Linked DNA regions of Homo sapiens: region 2 is linked to region 1. The links are chromatin contacts, found by Hi-C or POLR2A ChIA-PET in ENCODE. All regions are on one chromosome and are shown on one strand. The core of a region is the stretch at or near the end of the contact, and the rest is flanking DNA. Distances in the headings are between cores, read along the strand shown.

Evidence for each region. A loop is a pair of places that touch in the nucleus more often than their neighbours do. ChIA-PET counts read pairs that join two places held with the same protein, here RNA polymerase II (POLR2A). Pooled maps may share reads with other maps.
Region 2: a map of A673 shows a loop between it and region 1 (4-fold over the local background). The contact joins two enhancer-like sites. A Hi-C loop is called at or near these places in 5 of 168 maps with a recorded cell type or tissue (A673, Caco-2, OCI-LY7 and 2 more), 4 of 37 single-sample maps with no recorded cell type and 11 of 50 pooled maps. POLR2A ChIA-PET finds 5 or more read pairs at or near these places in 5 of 52 experiments (GM12878, Panc1, activated B cell and 2 more).

What each region holds. Positions count from the first base shown.
Region 1 is chr12:31,761,718-31,765,898 of GRCh38, forward strand. No RefSeq gene overlaps it. Among named protein-coding and RNA genes, the nearest start is that of H3-5, 28 kb to the right of the region's middle. Within about 2 kb of position 1,559, at least 2 of the 41 ENCODE cell types and tissues checked have a DNase peak (open chromatin) inside an H3K27ac peak, as active enhancers do.
Region 2 is chr12:31,680,496-31,684,989 of GRCh38, forward strand. The region is part of intron 6 of AMN1 (antagonist of mitotic exit network 1 homolog); the gene reads right to left. Among named protein-coding and RNA genes, the nearest start is that of ETFBKMT, 23 kb to the left of the region's middle. RefSeq lists a silencer at 1,952-2,041. Within about 2 kb of position 1,821, at least 4 of the 41 ENCODE cell types and tissues checked have a DNase peak (open chromatin) inside an H3K27ac peak, as active enhancers do.

The DNA.
Region 1 (4,181 bases), core at 309-2,808:
TTGAGACCATCCTGGCTAACACAGTGAAACCCTGTCTCTACTGAAAATACAAAAAATTAGCCAGGCGTGGTGGCAGGCACCTGTAGTCCCAGCTACTCTGGAGGCTGAGGCAGGAGAATGACGTGAACCTGGAAGGTGGAGGTTGCAGTGAGCTGAGATCACACCACTGCACTCCAGCCTGAGCGACAGAGTGAGATTCCATCTCAAAAAAAAAAAACAAAAAAAAAACCTTTTAACATTTATTTATTTATTTATTTATTTATTTATTTAGACAGAGTCTCGCTTTTTCACCCAGGCTAGAGTGCAGTGGTGCGATCTCAGCTCAGCTCACTGCAACCTCAGCCTCTTGGGTTCAAGTGATTCTCCTGCCTCAGTGTCCCAAGTAGCTGGGATTATAGGCATGCATCACCATGCCTTGCTAATTTTTGTATTTTTAATGGAGATGGGGTTTCACCATGTTGGCCAGGCTGGTCTCGAACTCCTGACCTCAAGTGATCCATCTGCCTCGGCCTCCCAAAATGCTGGGATTATAGATGTGAACCACAGTGCCTGGCCCATCTACTTTTCAATCAAAAATGATCATAAAAGAATAAGAATATAAGTTGACAGCAAGAATGAGGAAATAAAAAATTTTTTTAATTAAATTTGAAAAATAAAAAAAAAGAATAGAAGACATTTCCTTAATATGAATCTATTTTAACCTCAAGACAGCTTATGTTCAAAGGAAAATATTAGAAGTACTCCCATTAACAAAAGATTTTAAATAATGATGACTACTATTATCAGTAATATTTTTCTATCTAATGTGTTTATCTTTATATTTGGGGGAAAATTAGAAGTTAAAAGTTATTGGAAACAAGACAACAATGCCTGCTGTCATCACTTGCATTCAAAATTGAACTGGAAGTTCTAGCCAAGGCAATTAGGCAAGAAAATAAAATAAAAGGCATCTAGGTTGGAAAAGAGGAGGGACAACTATCTTTTTTTGCAGATGAGATAAAAATCCCTAAACAATTCACAAAAAATCCATTAGGGCTAATAAACAAGCTCAGAATGGTGCAACAATGCAAGATCAATATACAAAAATCAGTTGTATTTCTATAAAGTAACAATGAACAATCCAAAAATAAAATTAAGAAAATAATTCCATTTATAATACCATCAAATATAATAAAATACTTTGCAACAAATTTAACAAAAGAAGTGGATGACTCAGCCAGGCAAGGTGGCTCACACCTGTAATCCCAGCACTTTGGGAGGCCGAGGCAGGCAGATCATGAGGTCAGGAGTTCGAGACCAGCCTGGCCAACATAGTGAAACCTCATCTCTACTAAAAATACAAAAAAATTAGCTGGGTGTGGTGGCGGGCACCTGTAATCCCAGCTACTCGGGAGGCTGAGGCAGGAGAATTGCTTGAACCCGGGAGGTGGAGGTTGCAGTGAGCTGAGATCGTGCCATTGCCCTCCAGCCCAGGCAACAGTGTGAGACTCCGTCTCAAAAAAAAAAAAAAAAAGAAACAAACAAACAAAAGAAATGGATGACTCATACTGAAAAAGAGATCATTGAAAGAGATGACTCAGGAGGCTGAGGCAGGAGGATCAGGAGTTTGAGTTTGTAGTTAGCTATGATCGCGCCACTGTACTCCAGCCTGGGTGACAGAGCAAGATCCTACTGAAAACCAAAAAGAGAAGCAAGAAAAAGAGAAAAAGAAAGAAGACTAGTTGAAACAACATCTGTTTTCATGGATTGGAATATCTAATATTGTTAAGATATCAGTACTTCTTAAATTAATCTGCAGACTCAACACAATCCCTGTCAAAATTCCAACAGCATTTTTAATTTTTTCAGAAATGTAAAAGCTGATCCTCAAATACATATAGAACTGCAAGGGGCCCTGAATAACCAAAACAATCTTGAAAAAGTTAAAAATTGAAAGACTCACACCTCCCCATTTCAAAACTTTGCTTAAAGCTATAATATCAAGACTGTAGTATGGGCATAAGAATAGACATGTAGTTGAGGACAATGAATTGAGAGTCCAGAAATAAACCCAGACTCTTGCATCAATTGATTTTCAACAAGGCTGCCAAGACAGTTCAATGGAGGAAAGAATAATCTTTCAACAAATGGTTCTGAACAACTAGATATCTACATACAAAATAATGAATTTGGCACCTGAGTACCATACACTATATACAAAAATTAACTCAAAATGGATCAGGACCTAAACATAAGAGCTAAAATTATAAACTCTTAGAAGAAAACATAGATGTAAATCCCTGTGACCTTGGATTAGGTAATGTTTTTTTAGTTATGGCACCAAAAACACAAACTATAAAAGAAAAAAATAGAAAAATTGATCTACTCCAAAATTAAACACTTTAGTGCTACAAAGGACATTATCCAGAAACTGAAAAGACAACCTATAGAAAAGGATAAAATATTTGCAAGTCATTCTAGTAAAGAACTTGAATTGGCCGGGCATGGTGGCTCACGCCTGTAATCCCAGCACTTTGGGAGGCCGAGGCAGGTGGATCACAAGGTCAGGAGATAGAGACAAGCCTGGCTAACACCGTGAAACCCCGTCTCTATTATGAATACAAAAAATTAGCCGGGCGTGGTGGCGCATGCCTGTAGTCCCAGCTACTCGGGAGGCTGAGGCAGGAGAATGGCGTGAACCCGGGAGGCGGAGCTTGCAGTGAGCCAAGATCGTGCCACTGCACTCCAGCCTGGGGGACAGAGTAAGACTCCGTCTCAAAAAAAAAGAACTTGTATCTAGAATATATAAAAAACTCTAACAATTCAGCAATAAAAGACAACCCAACTAAAAAATTGACAAAGGATTTTTTTTTTTTTTTTGAGATGAAGTCTTGCTCTGTCCCCCAAGCTGGAGTACAGTGGCGCAATCTCCACTCACTGCAACCTCCGTCTCCTAGGTTCAAGTGATTCTCCTGCCTCAGCCTCCAGAGTAGCTGGAATTACAGGCGCCCGCCACCACGCCCAGCTAATTTATTTTTTATTTTTTATTTTTAGTAGAGACGGGGTTTCCCCACATTGGCCAGGCTGGTCTTGAACTCCTGACCTCAAGTGATCTGCCTGCCTCGGCCTCCTAAAGTGCAAGGATTACAGGCATGAGCCATCCACAGGCCAAGACAAAGGATTTGAATAGGCATTTCTTCAAAGAAGACAACAAATGACCAATAAGCATATGAAAAGATGCTCAATGCTGCTAATCATTAGGGAATTACAAATCAAAACTAGGAGATACTAAGTCATACCCACTATGATGGCTACTCTAATTTTTTTAACTTTTAATTTTTTTTTTTTGAGATGGAGTCTCACTCTGTAGCCCAGGCTGGAGTGCAGTGGTGTGATCCCATCTCAGCTCACTGCAACCTCCGCCTCCCGGGTTCAAGCAATTCTCATGCCTCAGCCTCCTGAATAGCTGGAACTACAGGCATGTGCCACGATGCCCAGCTATTTTTTAAATTTTTAGTAGAGACAGGATTTCACCATGTTGGCCGATCTGGTCTCAAACTCCCAACCTCAAGCGATCTACCCGCCTTAGCCTCCCAAAGTGCTGAGATTACAAGTGTGAGCCACTGGGCCCAGCCGTATAATAATTTTTTAAAACAATTACAGGTGTTGATGAGGTTGTGGAGAAATAGGAACCCATGGAAATTGCTGGTAGAAATATGAAATGGTAGTAAAAAAACAGTTTGGGAGTTCCTTTAAAAGGTAAACCTAGAGGCCGGGTGTGGTGGCTCACGCCTGTAATCCCAGCACTTCGGGAGGCTGAGGCAGGTGGATCATGAGGCCACACGGTGAAACCCCATCTCTACTAAAAATACAGAAACCAAATTAGCTGGGCGTGGTGGCAGGCACCTGTAGTCCCAGCTACTTGGAAGGCTGAGGCGGGAGAATGGCGAGAAACCAGGAGGTGGAGCTTGCAGTGAGCCGAGATCGCGCCACTGCATTCCAGCCTGGGCAACAGAGGGAGACTCCGTCTCAAAAACAAACAAAAAAAAAACTTAAACCTAGAATTACTAATATGATGAGCAATTTCACTCCTTGGTACGTACCTTAGGGAATTGAAAACATATGTTCATATAAGATAGCAAAAAAAGGAAACAACTGAAATGTTAATCAACTGATGAATGGATAAACAAAATGTGGTATAT
Region 2 (4,494 bases), core at 571-3,070, 81 kb before region 1:
ACAGCCAAAACCATAATTTTCATATTTCTAATAGCAGCTTAGTTTTTATCTCTTCTGCAGAAACCAACTCAGAGTACTTCTAACAGTTTCAAGTCCTAATTCATAATGTGAAGTTATGTTTTATTCTAACTAAGGTTAAGAAATTTTATAAATACTTAGAAACATAGTCGAGAAAATAGGTTAATTCAGGAGATCTGATGGGAAATTACAGTGAGCAGTGCTAATCTGGGAGTCAGGTTGCTTTGAGGGTAACAATATTATAATTGCACATGCATATGCAAGTATAGTAAATACTTTCTATATAATATAAATTTTATGGTCTTAAATACTCATATGTGAGCAACCATATGAATATATAAGAGGAATCATGTTATATAAGGTGTCACGAAAGAAGAAAGGCCTTCCATGTATCAAACAAAAAACCCCCACAAACACAACCAGCATTTATCTTCCTTGGAAAAAGAAGAAATTAAAAATCAAATATAAGGTGAACATGTTAGCCCACTTTACTTCCATTCAATGATGTTAGCAAAAATATATCATTATAGAAGATTTAGGGGTACTGATGGTTAAGTGGGAAGAGTAGAAGTGATCTGGGTAGTTAAAATTTCTTCAGCTTTTTTCTCTTTAGTTTATTAATAAAAGCCATTTTATATGAACTATTTAAAAAATTTATTTTTTTTGATGTGATGACTCAAGGTAGAATATATTGTATGAACTCTTGCATTATTATTTTTATTTATTTTTTTTGAGACGAAGTTTCGCTCTTGTTGCTCAGGCTGGAGTATAGTGGCATGACCTTGGCTCACTGCAACCTCTGCCTCCTGCGTTCAAGCAATTCTCCTGCCTTAGCCTCCTGAGTAGCTGGAATTACAGGCATACATCATCATGCCTGGCTAATTTTTGTATTTTTAGTAGAGACAGGGTTTCACCATGTTGGTCAGGCTGGTCTCATAGTCCTGACCTCAGGTGATCCACCTGCCTCGGCCTCCCAAAGTTCTGGGATTACAGGCGTGAGCCACCATGCCCGGCCTCTTGCATTATTATTAATATTAGATCTCTCAATGTTATGATAATTGGCCATTATGCACAAGGCAAAGTCGAGATCCATAAGAGTTAAGTGATTTATTCGATGTTCTGGAGAGATGGCGTGGATGGGATCAGCGTTCGTTTTACTGTATCTTAAGATTTTAGTTTTAGTCTTAGCACTATTATTATTTTATTAGACAGCAAGTCTCAGTTAATGTTGTGCAGGCTGATTTCAAACCCCTGGGGCCTCAAGCGATCCTCCCACCTCAGCCTCCCGAGTAGCTGGGACTATAGGTGTGCACCACCATGCCCAGCTAATTAAAACAATTTTTTATAGAAGCAGGGTTTCTCTATGTTGCCCAGGCTGGTGTCAAACTCCTGCATTCAAGCGATCCACCCACCTTGGCCTCCCAAAGTGCTGGGATTACAGGCATGAGCCACCGCACCCTGACACAAATAACATTTCAATATCTCACTTTCCTATTCTGTGAAATCAGGGATCAGAAAAATAACATTTTAAAATGTGATGGAGTTGGCTAGGGTAATCAAAAAAGTGTTCTGTGCTAGAAATTTGGAAATGCTTGGACAAACGAAGTTAAACAGTTTCTTAGCTATAGTATTTCTCAGAGCCTTTGACAAATTAACATTCATAATAGTGGCATGTTGCCCTTCACAAACTTTTTGGACATATAAACACTTTTTGTTTTATGTTATGGCACACCATGTAACTGCAGTGAATCTGAAGGATTTCAGGGCAGAACAAAGAAAAAGATGTGACCACAAGGTGGCAGTGGGACACAACAAGCTCTCTTTGGACAGCGCTTTGACAGGTTTGTATGCCGGGAAGTCCCTCACAGCATGAGACCTTCCAAAGGCAGCGACAGTGTAGGGCGGCCACTACTCAGAAGGGGGAGGGTAAGAGAATTCCTGGAGGACTAGAGAGAGGGTGTATGTGTCATGACGTTGTTTAGCAGCAAGATCGGCGGGGCGGGTGGGGGGGTGTCTCTGGGTTACAGAGCTCCAAAGGGCAGCAGTGATTTGGGGTCTTTTATAGCCTGGGGTTTTTATCTATGGATAGTAGACGTTGAGTGTAGTTTGCAGGGTATGTAAAGCAGGTGGGCTCTAGATAGATGGCTAATAATTTGGTTATTTAGGCTATACTTAAACAATTGGATGTGTAAACATTTGATTTGGTGATGATGGGCTTTTGAGCTAACAGTCCTGGTTGCTGTGAAGAAGTAAACAACACAGGGCCCCAAAGGTCATTTTTAGATCATGTAACGGTAACACCTAGTCCAGCATTTACCAACTGTGATCTTCCAGATCAAAAATATTTTTATTCCAAATATTTTGAACTCCTGCCATTTCAATGTCTACTTCCACTACTTCTGGCAGCCACACAAAAATATAAGAAGTGATTTGAAAGGGGTATGCTATTCTTTTTTTTTTTTTTTTTGAGACAGTGTCTCACCTTGTCACTCAGGCTGGAGTGCAGTGGCACAATCTTGGCTAATTGCAACCTCTGCCCCCCAGGCTCAAGTGATCCTCATGCGTCAGCCATCAGAGTAGCTGGGATTACAGGCGTGCGCCACCATGCCCAGCTAATTTTTGTATTTTTAGTAGAGAGGGGGTTTCACCATATTGGCCAGGCTGGTCTCAAACTCCTAATCTCAAGTGATCTGCCTGCCTTGGCCTCCCAAAGTGCAGGACTACAGGCGTGAGCTACCACACCTGGCCAGAAAATGATATGCTATTCTTGCTGCAAATGTTGAAGTTGACTGATAATTTTTCTTTACCATAAAGCAGTGGTTCCCAAAGTGTAGTCTGCATATTCTGTAGTCTGAGACCCTTTCAGGGTTGTGAACTGAACTAGTTACTTTTCTCATGGAACACCATTTTTACTTTTTAAAAGAATGATTGATATGGTTTGACTGTGTCGCCACCCAAATCTCATCTTGAATTGTAGCTCCCACAATTCCCATGTGTCGTGAGAGGGACCCGGTGGGAGGTAATTGAATCATGGGGGCAAGTCTTTCCTGTGCTGTTCTTATGATAGTAAATAAGTCTCATGAGATCTGATGGTTTTAAAAGGGGAAACCCCTTCTCTTGGCTCTCATTCTCTCTTGCCTGCCACCCTGTAAGACGTGCCTTTCGCCTTCAGCCATGATTGTGAGGCTTCCCCAGCCACGTGGAACTGTGAGTCCATTAAACCTCTTTTTCTTTATAAGTTACCCAGTCTTGGGTATGTCTGTATCAGCAGTGTGAAAACGGACTAATACAATGACTACAGTGTAAGGTTATTCTTATTTGAGTACTTGGCAGACTATTTCATGAAAATAGAAGAAATGAGGCTGTCATTTCAAAGAAAACAAATGACAGAATTTGTTGTCAGTGATAAAGCTTTAGCTTTCAAGTGAATTTTGGAAGCCTCGTAGCTGCCACTGTGATCTTGAAAGCTATCCAGGACCTTTCTAATGACATCAGTTATTATGTTAACAACTGATTTTTGTTTTGGATAATAAAATGTGTCAATATTTAAAAGATCTATATAACTCAGAGAACCAATATTTTCCGAACTGCCAATGCATGATGTTACAAAATCATGCATTGGTAAAGATCAACTCAAAATTCAAGACAGACTAGTGCATCATAACACAAATGTATGAAAAGTGCATCATAACAAAATGTACGCAAAGTTCATTGATATGTTTTCAAGTTCCACATTGCAACAACCCATAAGAAATTACCACTTGCTGAGTTTTGGGGTATCAAAGAAGAGTATCCACAATGATCTGAAAAGTGATGATCTGAATGAAAATATATCTCTTTTCTAGGTAATAGATTTACGATTTTTAAAAAATGAATGTCTATTAAAATTTATCTGTTTTAATAGAAATTTTAATTTAACAAATATACATAAACAAAAACTCTTTGGGGATCCTCAGTGATTTTTTTTTTTTTTTTGAGATGGAGTCTCACTCTATTGCCCAGGCTGGAGTGCCGTTGTGCGATCTTGGCTCACTGCAAGCTCGGCCTCCCAAGTTCATGCCATTCTCCTGCCTCAGCCTCCTGAATAGCTGGGACTACAGGCGCCCGCCACCATGCCCGGCTAATTTTTTTGTATTTTTAGTACGGACAGGGTTTCACCGTGTTAGCCAGGATGATCTCGATCTCCTGACCTTGTGATCCACCTGCCTTGGCCTCGCAAAGTGCTGGGATTACCGGCGTGAGCCACCGCGCCCGGCCTGGGATCCTCAATAATTTTTAAGAATGTAAATGGGTCCTGGGGTCTATTTGAAAAATACTACCAGAAAGTATTATTTCAATTACTGAAACCTACAAATGGTTAAGTGTTTTCTCATCACCAACATAAAAATACGAAGGTAAAACCAATAGAATTGCTCTGAAACATACGGGGAATACAAAATCTAAGATGCTTCTTAAGTGAGTTACATTTATATCACA